Linked DNA regions of Homo sapiens: all the other regions are linked to region 2. The links are chromatin contacts, found by Hi-C or POLR2A ChIA-PET in ENCODE. All regions are on one chromosome and are shown on one strand. Each heading gives the region's core, a stretch centred on a gene start or an enhancer-like site at or near the end of the contact. The rest is flanking DNA. Distances are from core to core; before and after follow the strand shown. Region 1 overlaps DRC10 (dynein regulatory complex subunit 10). Region 2 holds the start of OAS2 (2'-5'-oligoadenylate synthetase 2). Region 3 holds the start of DDX54 (DEAD-box helicase 54).

Region 1 (4,464 bases), core at 131-2,630, 230 kb before region 2:
TACCACCATGCCTGGCATTCTCTCGTATTTTTATTAGAGACGGGGTTTCGCCATGTTGGCCAGGCTTGTCTTGAACTCCTGACCTCAGATGATCCACCTCCCTCGGCCTCCCACAGTGCTGTGATTACAGGTGTGAGCTACCATGCCTGGCCTGAAATAGTCTTTTAACTAAACTTTTTACTTTGTAATAATTGTAGATTTATAGAAAAGTTGCAAAGATAGTACAGAGAGTTCCCGTATGCCCTCCATTCTGCTCCCCCTAATGTTAACATCTTAGATAACCTTGATGTGTTTGTCAAAACCACAAAATTAGGCCCGGCACGGTGGCTCCTGTCTGTATTCCCAGCACTGGGAGGCTAAGGTGGGAGGATTGCTTGAGCCTAGGAGTTCAAGATCAGTCTGGGCAACATAGTGGAGCTCATCTCTATAAAAAGTTAAAAAATTAGCTAGGCATCGAGCACCTATAGTCCTAGCTACTTGAGAGGCTGAGACAGGAGGATCACTTGAGCCCAGTAGGTCGAGGCTGGAGTGAGCCATGGTCACACTATTGCACTCCAGCCAGGGTAACAGAGCGCCTACAAAATTAATGTTGGTACAATGCTATTAACTAAACTTTAGACTAGATTTGGATTTGGATTTGGATTTCTCCAGTTCCACTAATGTCCTTTTTCCACTCCAGAACCCAATCCAGAATACAACATTACATTTAGTGAAACAGTTTTTTAAATTGTATTTCAAAGTTATATTTCACCCACCAATTTTTAAAATCAGTACTTAAAAATGGCCAGGCGTGGTGGCTCAGGCCTGTAATCCCAGCACTTTGGGAGGCAAAGGCAGGTGGATTGAGAACAGCCTGGCAAACATGGCAAAACCCTGTCTCTACTAAAAATACAAAGATTAGCCAGGCGTGGTGGTGTGCACCTGTAGTCCCAGCTGCTCAGGAGGCTGAGGCAGGAGAATCACTTGAACCCAGGAGGCAGAGGTTGCAGTGAGCCGAGATCATGGCACTGCACTGCAGCCTGGGCGACAGAGCAAGACTCTGTCTCAAAACAAATAAACAAACAAACCAAAAAACTTTAAAATCAGTGAAAATGTGCCATTCCTAGTCCTGTTAGTCTTACACTGCATTCTGCCCTGTCCCTGTCCTGCTCAGACATAGGCTGAGGCCTGTGGTTCCGTCGCCCAGGCTGCTTGTCAGTTGGTTTCCTGCTGGTTTTGGCCAAGGGCAGTAGAAAGAAACCAGGGTATTTCTCCTCCCCCACCGCCACCCTTCTTTAATCTGCATTTCCGGCAATGTCTCTAGCTCCTCTGGGAACTGATGGCTGTGGTTCAAACTTCCCCTGGGTGACCCTGGGCCCCAGGCTCACCATCTCTTCATGTGGTGGCTTCCTGCCATTGACAATTGCGGGATGGCTTTGTCTTCCCCTGGTTGGCCTCTCAACTCTCCCATCACTGATGTAACCAGTCTCTGGTTTTAAATCCTTAGAATGCTGTCTGTATGCCTGGCTGGTCCCCGCCTGACACATGTGCCTGAGATGCCTCCACACTTGGTCTTCCTGCCCTTGTGGCCCTAACACCCTCACAAAGCTGAAAACTGCTTCCAGTGAAAGGTTCTGTGTAAAAGCGACAGAGGACCTAAGATGAACTCTTGATGTCAACAGTTGTGGTTTCTGCAGCCACACTAACCACACAGATGTCAGCACAGCTGCACTCACACCTACTTCTTCATTTTGCAGGATGGCCAGAGACAATAAAAGCACGAGACCCAAGTAGTCTACCGAAGTCTCCATCTCTGTGGACCTACAGAGGCACAGAGGGCTGCTCACAAGATGGCTTTAGACATTCTCGCCATGGCCCCTTTGTATCAGGCCCCTGCCATCAACAGAATAGGGCCAAAGACAGACCCATCTAAAAGGCCAGCTGATCCACTAAAACCCTTGGTTCTCTCTAGGACCAAACTCACCACCATTGAGGCCAAAAGGATCATGTCCATCCTGGATGAGGCGATCTACAAGGTGGAGCTGGTGACCTTGCTGTCGTATGTGGCATCCAACAGAGAGGATATGGAGGGGATGCTGGGGGAGGACGTCATGAGGGCAGTGAGAGAGCATGAGGATCTCTGCCAGGTCCTCCTTGAAAACGTCAGGTGCCTGAAAGAGAAAGAAAGGCAATTGCAGGAGCAGAAAGAGGCTGAGGAGGAAGGGTGGCTCAGAGACCGCCTCCTTTCCATAGAGCTGCAGAAATCCAGCCTCTCACCACTTATGCAGCAGATCAAAGACTCCACCAAGAACGTCCTTAGACTCTTGCTCAGCAACCCCCAGGCTGCTAGGCTCCTGCAGATGCAGACACAGGGTAGAAGTGCAGAAGCCCAGAATTTTATTGACAGCCTGATAGAGCTCCGTGGTTTCCTGTTTGAAAAACTACTCACTAGTCCCATGGAAGCGAGGGATAAGGCCCAGTTCTTACAGGATATCAGTAGACAGAATAGTAATAACCAACAAATCATTGATACTCTTGAAAAGGAATTGGCGGAGAGAATGAAGAACAGGAATGCAGAGGTATTGTTTCATAGTATTGCTGAAATTACTGAAGAAGCCACACAAATCTTTTGTTGGTTGGGTTTTTCCTCAATGATTGATTTTTTTTTTAAGATGGAGTCTCGCTCTGTTGTCCAGACTAGAGTGCAGTGGTGTAATCTCGACTCACTGCAACCTCTGCCTCCCAGGTTCAAGCGATTCTCCCACCACAGCCTCCCAAGTAGTTGGGATTACAGGCGTATGCCACCACGCCCGGCTAATTTTTGTATTTTTAGTAGAGACAGGTTTTCGCCATGTTGGCCAGGCTGGTCTAGAACTCCTGACCTCAAGTGATCCTCCTGCTTTGGCCTCCCAAAGTGCTGGCCACTGCGCCTGGCCAATTGATTGACTGATTTTTTTGAGACAGGGTCTCACTCTGTTGCCCAGGCTAGAGTGCAGTGGCATGATCACAGCACACTGCAGCCTCCATCTCTCAGGCTTAAGCAATCCTCCCATCTCACCCTCCCAAGTAGCTGAGACTACAGGTGTGTGTCACCATGCCTGGCTAATTTTTTGATTGTTTGTAAAGATGGGCTCTTGCTACGTTGCCCAGGTTGGTCTCGAACTTCTGGGTTCAAGAGATCCTTCCGCCTTGGCCTCCCAAAGTGCTGGGGTTACAGGCATGAGCCACTATGCCCGGCCTCCCCAGTGATTTTTTTTTTTTTAAGATGGAGTCTTGCTGTGTCACCCAGGCTAAAGTGCAGTGGCAACATCTTGATTCACTGCAACCTCCGCCTCCTGTGTTGGGAATGGGTGCTCGGTGTCGCCAAAATCAACACTGAGACAAAGGATCTCTCAGCAAGGCTAGTTTACTCTCTGCAGAAAGGGTGCTGCTTGCTAGCAGTCTTGCCACAAGAGCACACATGAACAAAAGAGACGGGGTCATTTATAACCTGACGCATCCACCCTACTGCTGTGTCCAGTTTCCATTGGCTGGAACAGGACCTCACATTCTGTACTCAACCCGATTGGCTAGCAATTTAGAACTTCCCAAAAGAGGCAAAGGCAGAGGGAAACAAAGGAAGAGAGCAAGTAACTCCTGGAATGCTGAGAGAGGCAAAAACACCTCCAAATAAGGAAGAGGAATAGGCTATGACCTAATGCTTGCTTGGACCGGTTCAGGTATGCCAAGGCAAATATCTAAGCTAAAATGTGGGAGCTAAGAACAGAGTATATTGATTTCTTTTTTTTTTTTTTTTTTGAGGCGGAGTCTTGCTCTGTCACCCAGGCTGGAGTGCAGTGGTGTGATATCAGCTCACTGCAAGCTCCGCCTCCAGGGTCACACCATTCTCCTGCCTCAGCCTCCCGAGTAGCTGGGACTACAGGTGCCCACCACCATACCCAGCTAATTTTTTTTTTGTATTTTTAGTAGAGATGGGGTTTCACCGTGTTAGCCAGGATAGTCTCGATCTCCTGACCTCGTGATCCGCCCACCTCTGCCCCCCAAAGTGCTGGGATTACAGGCGTGAGTCACCACGCCCGGCCTATTGATTTCTTTTTTTTTTTTTTTTTTTTTTGAGACGGAGTCTCGCTCTGTCGCCCAGGCCGGAAGCCGGACTGCGGACTGCAGTGGCGCAATCTCGGCTCACTGCAAGCTCCGCTTCCCGGGTTCACGCCATTCTCCTGCCTCAGCCTCCCGAGTAGCTGGGACTACAGGCGCCCGCCACCGCGCCCGGCTAATTTTTTGTATTTTTAGTAGAGACGGGGTTTCACCTTGTTAGCCAGGATGGTCTCGATCTCCTGACCTCATGATCCACCCGCCTCGGCCTCCCAAAGTGCTGGGATTACTGGCATGAGCCACCGCGCCCGGCCTGATTTCTTTATTACAGCTAGCAGAATTGAAGAATATTAACACAGGTCTTCGAGTAAATTTTGGTTCTAAGAGAGG
Region 2 (4,579 bases), core at 475-2,974:
AATAAATGATCAATGTTTGAGGTGATGGATATCCTAACTACCCTGATCATTTCACATTGTATCCATGTGTCCAAATATCACATGTACCCCATATAAATATGCACAATTATGTAAAAATAAAAAAACACAGTAGAATGGACAAATGTGGAATATTCACATAATGGAATTGACACAACAATGAAAAGATAAACAACTGTACCCCACAACATAAATTTCATAAACATCATAGGTCAGAGAAACCACGCACTAAAGCACACAGAGCCCATGATGCCATTTATGTAGGGTTCACCCATGCATCCTGGTTTACATTCCCAGCTTTCACACCAAGAGTCCCACATCCCAGGAAACACCCCAATCTTGGATGAACTGGGATAGTTGGTCACCCTATAATTGTAAAACGTTTAAAAACAGGCAAAACGTGTCTATGCTGTTAGAAGTCAGGAGATTGCCTACCTGGGTTTGGAGGTGCTGACTGGATCGGGGGCCCAGGGCTCTGGGGGGCTGAGAATGTTTTGTTTCTGGATCTGGGTGGGGGTTACACAGTTACATTGTTTGTGGCTACCTATCAAGCTGGACACTTTGATCTGGGCACTTTTTCTGTTTTACTTCCATGAGGAAAAAAAAATTGAGAGGCAGGATAGTGTAGTGGTTAAACATGCATGCCCTCAAGCCAATTACCCAGGCTTAAAATCCCAGTTCTGACAATAGCTATTAACCAAACTTGCCTTAGCTTGCTGGCCTGGGCCAGGGCTGGGGACACCACGTGTCTAGATTTCTTTATTGAGGCACTAGCGGATGTGTGCAAGGGGTAGAGACCAAAAAGTGTGGCAGCAGCAGAGAAGGGACGTCAGCAGCTCAGGAGGCTAAGAGGATAGTATTGGGCCATCAGGACCCCCACGCCCCCAATTCTAGGGTCCTGGCATCTCCCCAGTCCCCCTTCCTCCCCAGAGGTCCAGAATTTTCAGCCTCAGTCCTGAGATTTGTGTCCACAAAACCAAATATTTCTAACTGATAAAAGCCACTCCTTCTTGCTGCGGAGAAACCACAAGGCAACCTGGGTAGTTTGAACAAAGTTCTCTAGCCTCCCTAAGTTTACTCCTCTGTACTGTGGAGAGGATAGAAGAAAATCGCAGTGAGTAATCACAGTGAATTCACTGAGCACTGCCAGTCTTTTGCTAAGAACATGATGTGCTCAAGCCTTACGATACTCTGAAGTGGGTATTATGCCTCTCCCCATTTTACAGAGTCAGAGACTGAGGCACAGAGAGGTTAAGTAGCCTGCCCAGTGTCACACAGCTCTGGAGCAAGCGCCTGCTCCAGAGCCTGAGACTCCTACACCACATCCCACCCAAGTGTGGGCCTCGCACATAATAGGCACCCAGCACCCAGTAGCTCGGCCTTGCTGCCGCCGTGGAATCTCCTGCCTCCCAGAGACCCAACCTCAGCCCTGGACTCACTATGGCCACTCCCTGCACCAGGGGGAACTGTTCGGGTTCCTGCAGGACGTCACAGATGGTGTTCACCATCTCGTCGATCAGTGTCTGACATTCTTCGTAGGGCTTCAGGTATTCCTGGATAAACCAACCCAGCTTCTGAGCAGGCACCGAGGACAGCTGGGACTCCCCATTTCCCATTGCTCTCAGCTGGCTGCCGGCAAGACAGTGAATGGTAGGATGGGAGGCAGAGGAATTCTTGCTGCTGCCCAGAGCCAGGAAACTGAAACTGAAGTCTAGAGGCCTCTCTCCACCCACTGCAGCGAGCTTACCAACTCTTGTATCCGGGACAGGGAAACAAAACTAACTTAAGCTCAGAGGCTCTGCCCTGCCCCTTGCAGTGAGTTTACCAACTCCTGCATCCGGGGCAGGGAAACCAAAACTAACTTAAGCTCAAATGCTCTTCCCCGCCCCTTGCAGCAAGGTTTACTGACTCCTGCACCCCAGCAGGGAAACCAAAACTGACTCAAGCTCAGAGGCTTTCCCTGTCCCCGGCAGCGTGGTGACCAGCCCTTCAGGGGCTCCCCAAAACTTGAGGTTAACTAAACAGCCTCTAGAACCCCATTGTGAGGGCTTCATACCTGCTAGATGTCTGTCCTTGAGCACATCGCCTGCCCTCTTCGCGCCTCAATTCCCCCATCTGTAAGCTGGGGGAAAATGGCAGCTCTCTCGTAGGATTAGCTTGATGATTAAATAATACCTGCAAAGTGCTTAGAAGCAGGGGCGCACAGGTCATCTTTTGAGGCTCTGTCCCTTTCCCCCTGTTCTCAGTGGCCAGGGAACTCACATTCAGGGAAAGCGGCAGAGAGGAAAAAGAGACCCAGAGAGGGAACTGACTTGCTCAGGGACACACAGCAAAGCAGGGACCTAGCTGGACTCAGGTTTTGGTCTGCTTCTGGGTAAACACAGGCCCCCGTGTGGTCAGCGGGTGGGAACCTCTGTGTGTCCAGTTTCTCAGCACACTTGTGGACAGCCGAGGGACCGTATGAGGCACTTGTCCAGCCTCGCAAGGGCAAGAAAACACACCCCAAGTGTGTGAGCCAGAAAGGAGACAGACATGCAACTCCTGTGCCCAGAGCTTTGAAAACAAAACTCGCAGAGGACTCCCAGCCAGCTGCCTTGGCCCAGCAATAATAATTCACAGAGAAGGCAAAAATCTCCAAGATGTAGTGGGGGACCAGGGCCCTTCCATACTGGGATGGTTAATTTTATGTGTCAAGTTGGCTGAGCCCAGGTACCCAGATATTTGGTCAAACATTATCCTAGATCTTTTTGTGAAGGTATTTTTTAAAGATAAGATTAACATTTACATTGGTAGACTTTTTTTTTGAGTAAAGTGGATTATCATCTGTAAGGTGGTGGGCCTGATTCAATCAGTTGAAGGCCTTAATAGACTAAAGACTGAGCTCCCCCAAGGAAGAGGGAATTCGGCTGCAGTGCCTTGGCCTCCACTTGCAGCAGCAACTCCTTCCTGGGTCTCCCACCTGCCAGTCTACCCTGCCGATTTTGGATTTGCCAGCCTCCACAATCACATGAGCCAATTCCTTAAAATAAATACCTCAAAATAAATATAAATACCCTGTTAGTTCTGGAAAAACCTCGATTAATGCACATGCTCATTAAGGGCCTTTCCTGCCCTTATCCAACTTTTACTGCAACACCGAGAGGTAGGCAGGCTGGGCAGGCGTAGTCCTAAGGTTCCTTTTTCAGATGAGAACATGGAGGCTCACAAAGGTGGAAACATTTGCCCGTGATCACACAGCTAGGAAGTTGTCAGGCTAGGTTCTCACACTAACACACTGCCTGACTCCAAAGCCTGTGCTTTATTTGTTATTTAAAAAAACACTTTATTTTGAAGTAATTTGAAATGCTGAGAAAATTTACAAGATGCACACAAAGAACTTCCTTAGACTTTTTAGCCATTATATTTTTTACCACATTTGCCCCTCATTTTCTTGCTATTTATACATTTTAGGAGGTTTTTGTTTTGTTTTGTTTTTGAGACAGAGTCTCACTCTGTCACCCAGGCTGGAGTGCAGTGGCGTGATTATAGCTCACTGTAGCCTCACCCTCCCAAGCTCAAGCAATCTTCCTACTTCAGCCTCCTGAGTAGCTGGGACTATAGGCATGCACCACCATGCCTGGCTAAATTTTTAAAATTTTTTGGTAGAAATGGGGGTCATGATGTCACCATGTTGCCCAGGCTGGGCTCGAACTCCTGGCCTCAAGCGATCTTCCCACCTCAGCCACCCAAAGTGCTGGGATTACAGACCTGAGCCACCACGCCCAGCCCTTCATGAGTATTTTTATTCCTGAACCATTTGAATGCATGTTGCATGATTTATGTCCCTTTACTCCTAAATGCTTCAACCTATATCTCCTAAGAGCAAGAATATTGTGTTACAGAAGCACAGAACAATGGTCCAATTCAGACTTTTATCATTGATACAATGCTATCATCTCATAACATATATAATAAATATAATTTTGTATAATTTATATAATATATAATTTATATAACATATATAATAAATATACGTTTATTATATAAATATTGTATAAATATATATTTTGAGACAGACAGAGTCTCACTGTCACCCAGGCTGGAGTGCAGTGGCACAATCTCGGCTCACTGTAGCCTCAACCTCTCAGGCTCAAGCGATTCTTCTGCCTCAGCTTCCTGAGTAGCTGGGACCACAGGCACACACCACCATGTCTGACTAATTTTTGTATTTTTTTGTACAGGTAGGGTCTCACCATGTTGCCCAGGCTGATCTCGAACTCCTGGGCTCAAGTGATCTGCCTGCCTCGGCCTCCCAAAGTGGTAGAATTATAGGTGTAAGCCACTGCATCCAGCCATAAATACATTCTTATATTGAAAAATTTACCAACGATTCCAATACTCTTCTTTATAGCATCCGCACCCCCGCCAACATCTAGGCTCACACATGACATTTAGCTGACGTATGTGACAGACGTGTTTCCTGGGAAGCCCACTAGGAAAGCAATGGTGATGTTTTTACTGGGGGAAGTTTCCTCGGCGTTCATTCTTGAGGTATTTTGATGGCGTAAGTTGAGTAGCTGCC
Region 3 (4,642 bases), core at 132-2,631, 210 kb before region 2:
GAGTCTCATCCACATATGACGTCCTGGCCTTGACCCGGTAGCCACCTCGGCAGCGGTGCTGAAGGCCGAGGGTCTGCATCCCACTGACGGCCAGCTCCACGGGGGTCTTCATGCTGCCTGTGGTCCCTGGTGACAGCAGGTGTGCTCTGCCGGCCAGGCCCTGCTTCCGAGGCTCCCTGTGAGAGGAGGTCAGAGTAGCACCCCTGAGCCACAGAAGTGCTAATGGAGGAAGACCGGTAGTGTCTGAAGTTCTCATCCCAAGGGTTTAGTTCTCTCTCAACCAGTCTCTCAAAGGGGAGCTGTCAACTTCAGGGGGCATTTTGGAAATTTCTTTGGCTTTTTTTTAGTTGTCATAATGGTGGTGAAAGGGGGGCTACTGGCAATTATTTACAGAATGACTCTGGCGGTGAAGGAGAGATGACACCTGTGTCTATTTAGGCACCAACCAGAAAACACACTATGGTGGTAGGGGAGACAGGCACTTTCCTATGTGTACTGATGGGGGTGGGGGCAATGACAGCCAGCGTGGATCCCATGCCTACCTCCTGCAAAGAGCTTTACAAGCATTGTTTCATTTAATCCTCTCAACAGCACTGTGAAGTAGCTTCGAATTTGTCCATTTTACGGATCACAAAACTGAGGTGAAGTCACATGTGTAGGTCACACCTATAAAGCTAAAACGGTGGAAGTGAAATCTGAGTCCAGAGCTTGTGTACTTGGCTACACTGCTATCGGGAGATCACCGCCGCCCCCACCGCCCCACATTCTGCGACTCCCAAATCAATGACCCGATTAAAAAGTGCCCGAGGTCCCTGCATTTTTGGGTTGTTCTCCTACCTGAGCATCTTGGCTCGTAGGCATCGGGATCCTCAGGGACCCGTCCCCGCACCTTCTTCCCACCAGGTCTGGACCCGTCGGTGAGGGCGCGGGGGCGCGCGGTGCATCCGGGATCCCCGTCAATCTGCAGCCCGGAATGCCTGGGGCCCCGGACCCCCGGCAGCCTAGGCCGTCCCGGGGCACCGCGCGCGGACGGACTCACCCGAGGAGCCGGCACAGGCTACGTGTGAACGGCCCGCGAATCCAGAAACCCAGAACCCAGCACTTTGCACCCAGCAACCAGGGAGCAGCCAGCAGCACTGCGGACGCGGCCCGGACCATTCGCGCCCGCGGATGGGGGGAGTCCGCCCAGGGGCGGGCGCCACGCTCCTGAGGCCCAGGAGGTCCCTAAACATGGAGAGGGTCCTCTGGTGCCACTCACTCAGGTGCGTGTGTACTAGGCCGCCGAGGGCCGCAGGCACTGGCGAAAGCTCAGCGGAGGTCACGTGGTCACCGCACCTCCCCCCCCCCCACGCAGTTGGTGCGCTCCTCAGGCCACGCCCCCTTCTGCGTTCCCAGCGCGCGGCCCGAATGGCGGCCGACAAGGGCCCGGCGGCTGGACCTCGGTCGCGAGCTGCCATGGCCCAGTGGAGGAAGAAGAAAGGGCTCCGGAAGCGCCGAGGCGCGGCCTCCCAGGCCCGCGGCAGCGACTCGGAGGACGGCGAGTTTGAGATCCAGGCGGAAGATGACGCCCGGGCCCGGAAGGTAGGCGCGTGGGGCTGGGACGCATGTTCGGGCCCGAGACCCGGCTCCGGGCAGCGCCTCGAGGCCTCAGTTTCCCCAGCTGGGGATTGGGCTCCGCAGAGTGTGGGGAGGGAGGCTGCCGACCCGAGGACCGGTCTTGGGACCGCCGGCCTGAGCACGTGTCTCGGGGCTTGTCAGGCTCAGGGTTCCGCGGCCAGAGCCTTGGGATCCCGGGGCTGGAGCCTGCGGGCCTTCCTGCCGGGTTTTGGTCGCGCGTCTCTCATTGGCTGCCTCCTGCTCGTGGGGCGGATCCTGGCTCCCTTTCGCCCAATGAAAAGTGCGGGTGCAGAAGATCTGACTTTGAGAGTTTGGAGCGTTCTTGGGAGGTTGAATTAAGGGGAGGCCAGACTGCGTGGCTTGAGACAGTGTGACGCCTCCAAACCTCTGGGAAACGAATTAAAACAATTTTTTTTGAGACAGAGTCTTGCTCTGTTGCTCATGCCGGAGTGCAGTTGTGTAGCCACGCCTTGCTACAGCCTCCGCCTCCTGGGCTCAAGCGATCCTCCCACGTCAGCCTCTCCGGTAGCTGAGACCACAGACATGCGCCACCACGCCCGGATAATTTTTAAATTTTTTGTAGAGACGGGGGTCTCCCTATGTTGCCCAGGATGGTCTCGAACTTCTGGCCTCAAGCAGTCCTCCCACTTCTGCTTCCCAAAGTGTTGGGATTAACAGGCGTGAGCCCGGCCAGTTTGTGTTTGTTGACCGTTTACTATGTGCCAGGCTCCATGCTAAGAGCTGTACGAGCCTTATTATTTAATCCTCACACCAACGTTGTGCTAACACCACCAGCAACTGTCATCTTCATTTTTCTACAGGAGGAAACTGAGGCCTAGAGGGTTAAGAAATAGTCAAAGGCCTGGTGTAGTGGCTACACGCCTGTAAACCCAGCACTTAGGGAGGCTGAGGTGGGAGGATTGCTTGAGGTCAGGAGTTCAAGATCAGCCTGGGCAACATAGGCAGACCCCGTCTCTACAAAAAATTAAAAAATTAGGATGGCCGCGGTGGCTCACGCCTGTAATCCCAGCACTTTAGGAGGCTGAGGCAGGCGGATCACCTGAGGTCGGGAGTTCAAGACCAGCCTGGCCAACATGGTGAAACCCTGTCTCTACTAAAAATACAAAAATAGCCAGGTGTGGTGGCATGTGCCTGTAATCCCAGCTACTCGGGAGGCTGAGGCAGGAGAATCGCTTGAAACTGGGAGTCAGAGGTTGCAGTGAGCCGATATTGCACCACTGCACTCCAGCCTGGGTGACAGAGCAAGACTCTGTCTCAAAAAATAAAAATTAGCCTGGCTTGGTGGCGCCCACCTGTGGTCCCACCTCCTGGAGAGGCAATGTGGGAGGATCACTTAAACCTGGGCGGCGGAGAGTACAGTGAGCTGTGGCTACACAACTGCACTCCATCATAAGCAACAGAGCAAGACTCTGTCTCCAAAAAAAGAAAAAAAAAAAAAAGGGAGATCCCATCTTTACAAAAAAAGAGAGAAAGCAGCTTGACCAAGACCTCACAGCTTGTGAGTACAAGAGCCAGGAGATTCAAACTTGAGACTGTCTGATTCCAAGGCCTGTGCCGTTTCCATTACTGAATGTCATGTGTATGCACATGAAGGGATGGGTGTGAGCACCAATGGGGCAGAAGGGCTGCGCCCATTATTTCCCACAGTCCTGTTCCCAGCGGGTGCCTGGCACCAGGTAGGCTCAGGGCAAGATGAGTAAGTGGACATTTATATGAAGAGAAAGGATCACACTCCAAGGCAGGAACTAGAAGAGACCTCATCCCACTGTCCCTCTCTCATCTTCCAGCCTAGCCAGTACCTGGCACACAGTAGGTGCTCAACAAATGTAGAGAAACTACTAAAGGTAATGAACAGCACAGGCGGGCAGAGGTGGTTATTACCAAAGAAGAGGAGTCTAAGTGTAGTTCAGACCAAGGGCTTCTCACGGCACTGCCCTGTGTTCAAATTTGGCCCAACCTTGCACTGGCTGTGGGACATTGGAGAGGTTGCTTAACCTCTCTGTGCCCGTTTCCACATCCGTAGAAGGCAAGTAAATGATTATATATGTTTCAAAGGTTGTTGGCCCGGTGCCGTGGCTCATGCCCGTAATCCCAGCACTTTGGGAGTCCGAGGAGTGAGGATCACTTGATGCCAGGAGTTCGAGACCAGCCTGGGCAACATGCATGGCGAGACTGCATCTACAAAAAATACAAAAATTAGCCAGGCATGGTGGTGTGTGCCTGTAGTCCCAGCTACTTGGGAGGCTGAGGTGGGAGGATCACCTGAGCTAGGTGAGCCGTGATTGCCCCACTGCACTCCAGCCTGGGAGACTGAGTGAAACTCTGTCTCAAAAAAAAAAAAAAAGTGTTGAAAAGACCAAAGGAGGCTGGGCGTGGTGGCTCATGCCTGTAATCCGAGCACTTTGGGAGGCCAAGGTGAGCGGATCACTTGAGGTCGGGAGTTTGAGACCGGCCTGGCCAACATGGTGAAACCCCATCTCTACTGAAAATACAAAAATTAGCCGGGCTGGTGGCATGTGCCTGTAGTCCCAGCTAGTTGGGAGGCTGAGGCAGGAGAATTGCTTGGACCCAGGAGGTGGAGGCTGCAGTGAGCCAAGATCCTGCCACTGCACTCCAGCCTGGGTGACTGAACGAGACTGTCTCAAAAAAAAAAAAAGAAGAAGACTGAAGGACATGCTGTTCATACATTCAGTAGCTATTGCAGGCGCCTGTGTGTCCCAGGCACCTTGTTTTCATGTACCTAGAGCAGGGGTTGGCAGACCTATCAAGGGCCAGATGGTAAATCTTTTTTTTAGGTTTTGTTGGGCCATATAAGATCACTGTCTTTTTTGTTGGATTTCTTTTTCTTTTCTACAACCCTTTAAAAAGTAAAAACCGTTCTAAACTCACAGACTGTTCAAGACAGGCCATGGCTCTGCCCTAGAGGATTGTAGTTAATCTTAGAGGGTCACAGTGAAAAGAACACAGTCTCTGAAGCCAGGGTTCACATCCCTCACCCACTACC

What was found. A loop is a pair of places that touch in the nucleus more often than their neighbours do. ChIA-PET counts read pairs that join two places held with the same protein, here RNA polymerase II (POLR2A). Pooled maps may share reads with other maps.
Region 1: a pooled map shows a loop between it and region 2 (13-fold over the local background). The contact joins the enhancer-like site here to the promoter of OAS2 in region 2. A Hi-C loop is called at or near these places in 2 of 37 single-sample maps with no recorded cell type and 9 of 50 pooled maps. POLR2A ChIA-PET finds 5 or more read pairs at or near these places in 6 of 52 experiments (B cell, activated B cell, activated CD4-positive, alpha-beta memory T cell and 3 more).
Region 3: a loop to region 2 is called in a map of CD8-positive, alpha-beta T cell, with 12 times the contacts of the local background. The contact joins the promoter of DDX54 here to the promoter of OAS2 in region 2. A Hi-C loop is called at or near these places in 6 of 168 maps with a recorded cell type or tissue (B cell, CD4-positive, alpha-beta memory T cell, CD8-positive, alpha-beta T cell and 2 more), 2 of 37 single-sample maps with no recorded cell type and 12 of 50 pooled maps. POLR2A ChIA-PET finds 5 or more read pairs at or near these places in 18 of 52 experiments (CD4-positive, alpha-beta T cell, CD4-positive, alpha-beta memory T cell, CD8-positive, alpha-beta T cell and 12 more).

What each region holds. Positions count from the first base shown.
Region 1 is chr12:113,205,532-113,209,995 of GRCh38, reverse strand. DRC10 (dynein regulatory complex subunit 10) reads left to right here. Exons shown (of 5, transcript NM_001330452.2): 2 at 1,737-2,558. The coding sequence starts at 1,830. Among named protein-coding and RNA genes, the nearest start is that of DRC10, 13 kb to the left of the region's middle. RefSeq lists enhancers at 988-1,147, 1,298-1,607, 1,818-1,947. Within about 2 kb of position 1,380, at least 17 of the 41 ENCODE cell types and tissues checked have a DNase peak (open chromatin) inside an H3K27ac peak, as active enhancers do; they include B cell, where a contact is called at or near this core.
Region 2 is chr12:112,975,664-112,980,242 of GRCh38, reverse strand. OAS2 (2'-5'-oligoadenylate synthetase 2) reads right to left here and starts at 1,724. Exons shown (of 10, transcript NM_002535.3): 1 at 1,458-1,724. The coding sequence starts at 1,634. RefSeq lists enhancers at 560-709, 820-899, 1,070-1,149, 1,370-2,179.
Region 3 is chr12:113,182,217-113,186,858 of GRCh38, reverse strand. DDX54 (DEAD-box helicase 54) reads left to right here and starts at 1,381. Exons shown (of 20, transcript NM_024072.4): 1 at 1,381-1,581. The coding sequence starts at 1,408. It overlaps RITA1 (RBPJ interacting and tubulin associated 1), which reads right to left and starts at 1,138. Exons shown (of 4, transcript NM_032848.3): 1 at 838-1,138; 2 at 543-674; 3 at 1-176. The coding sequence starts at 112. RefSeq lists enhancers at 1-146, 147-797, 798-1,447, 1,485-1,564 and a silencer at 855-994.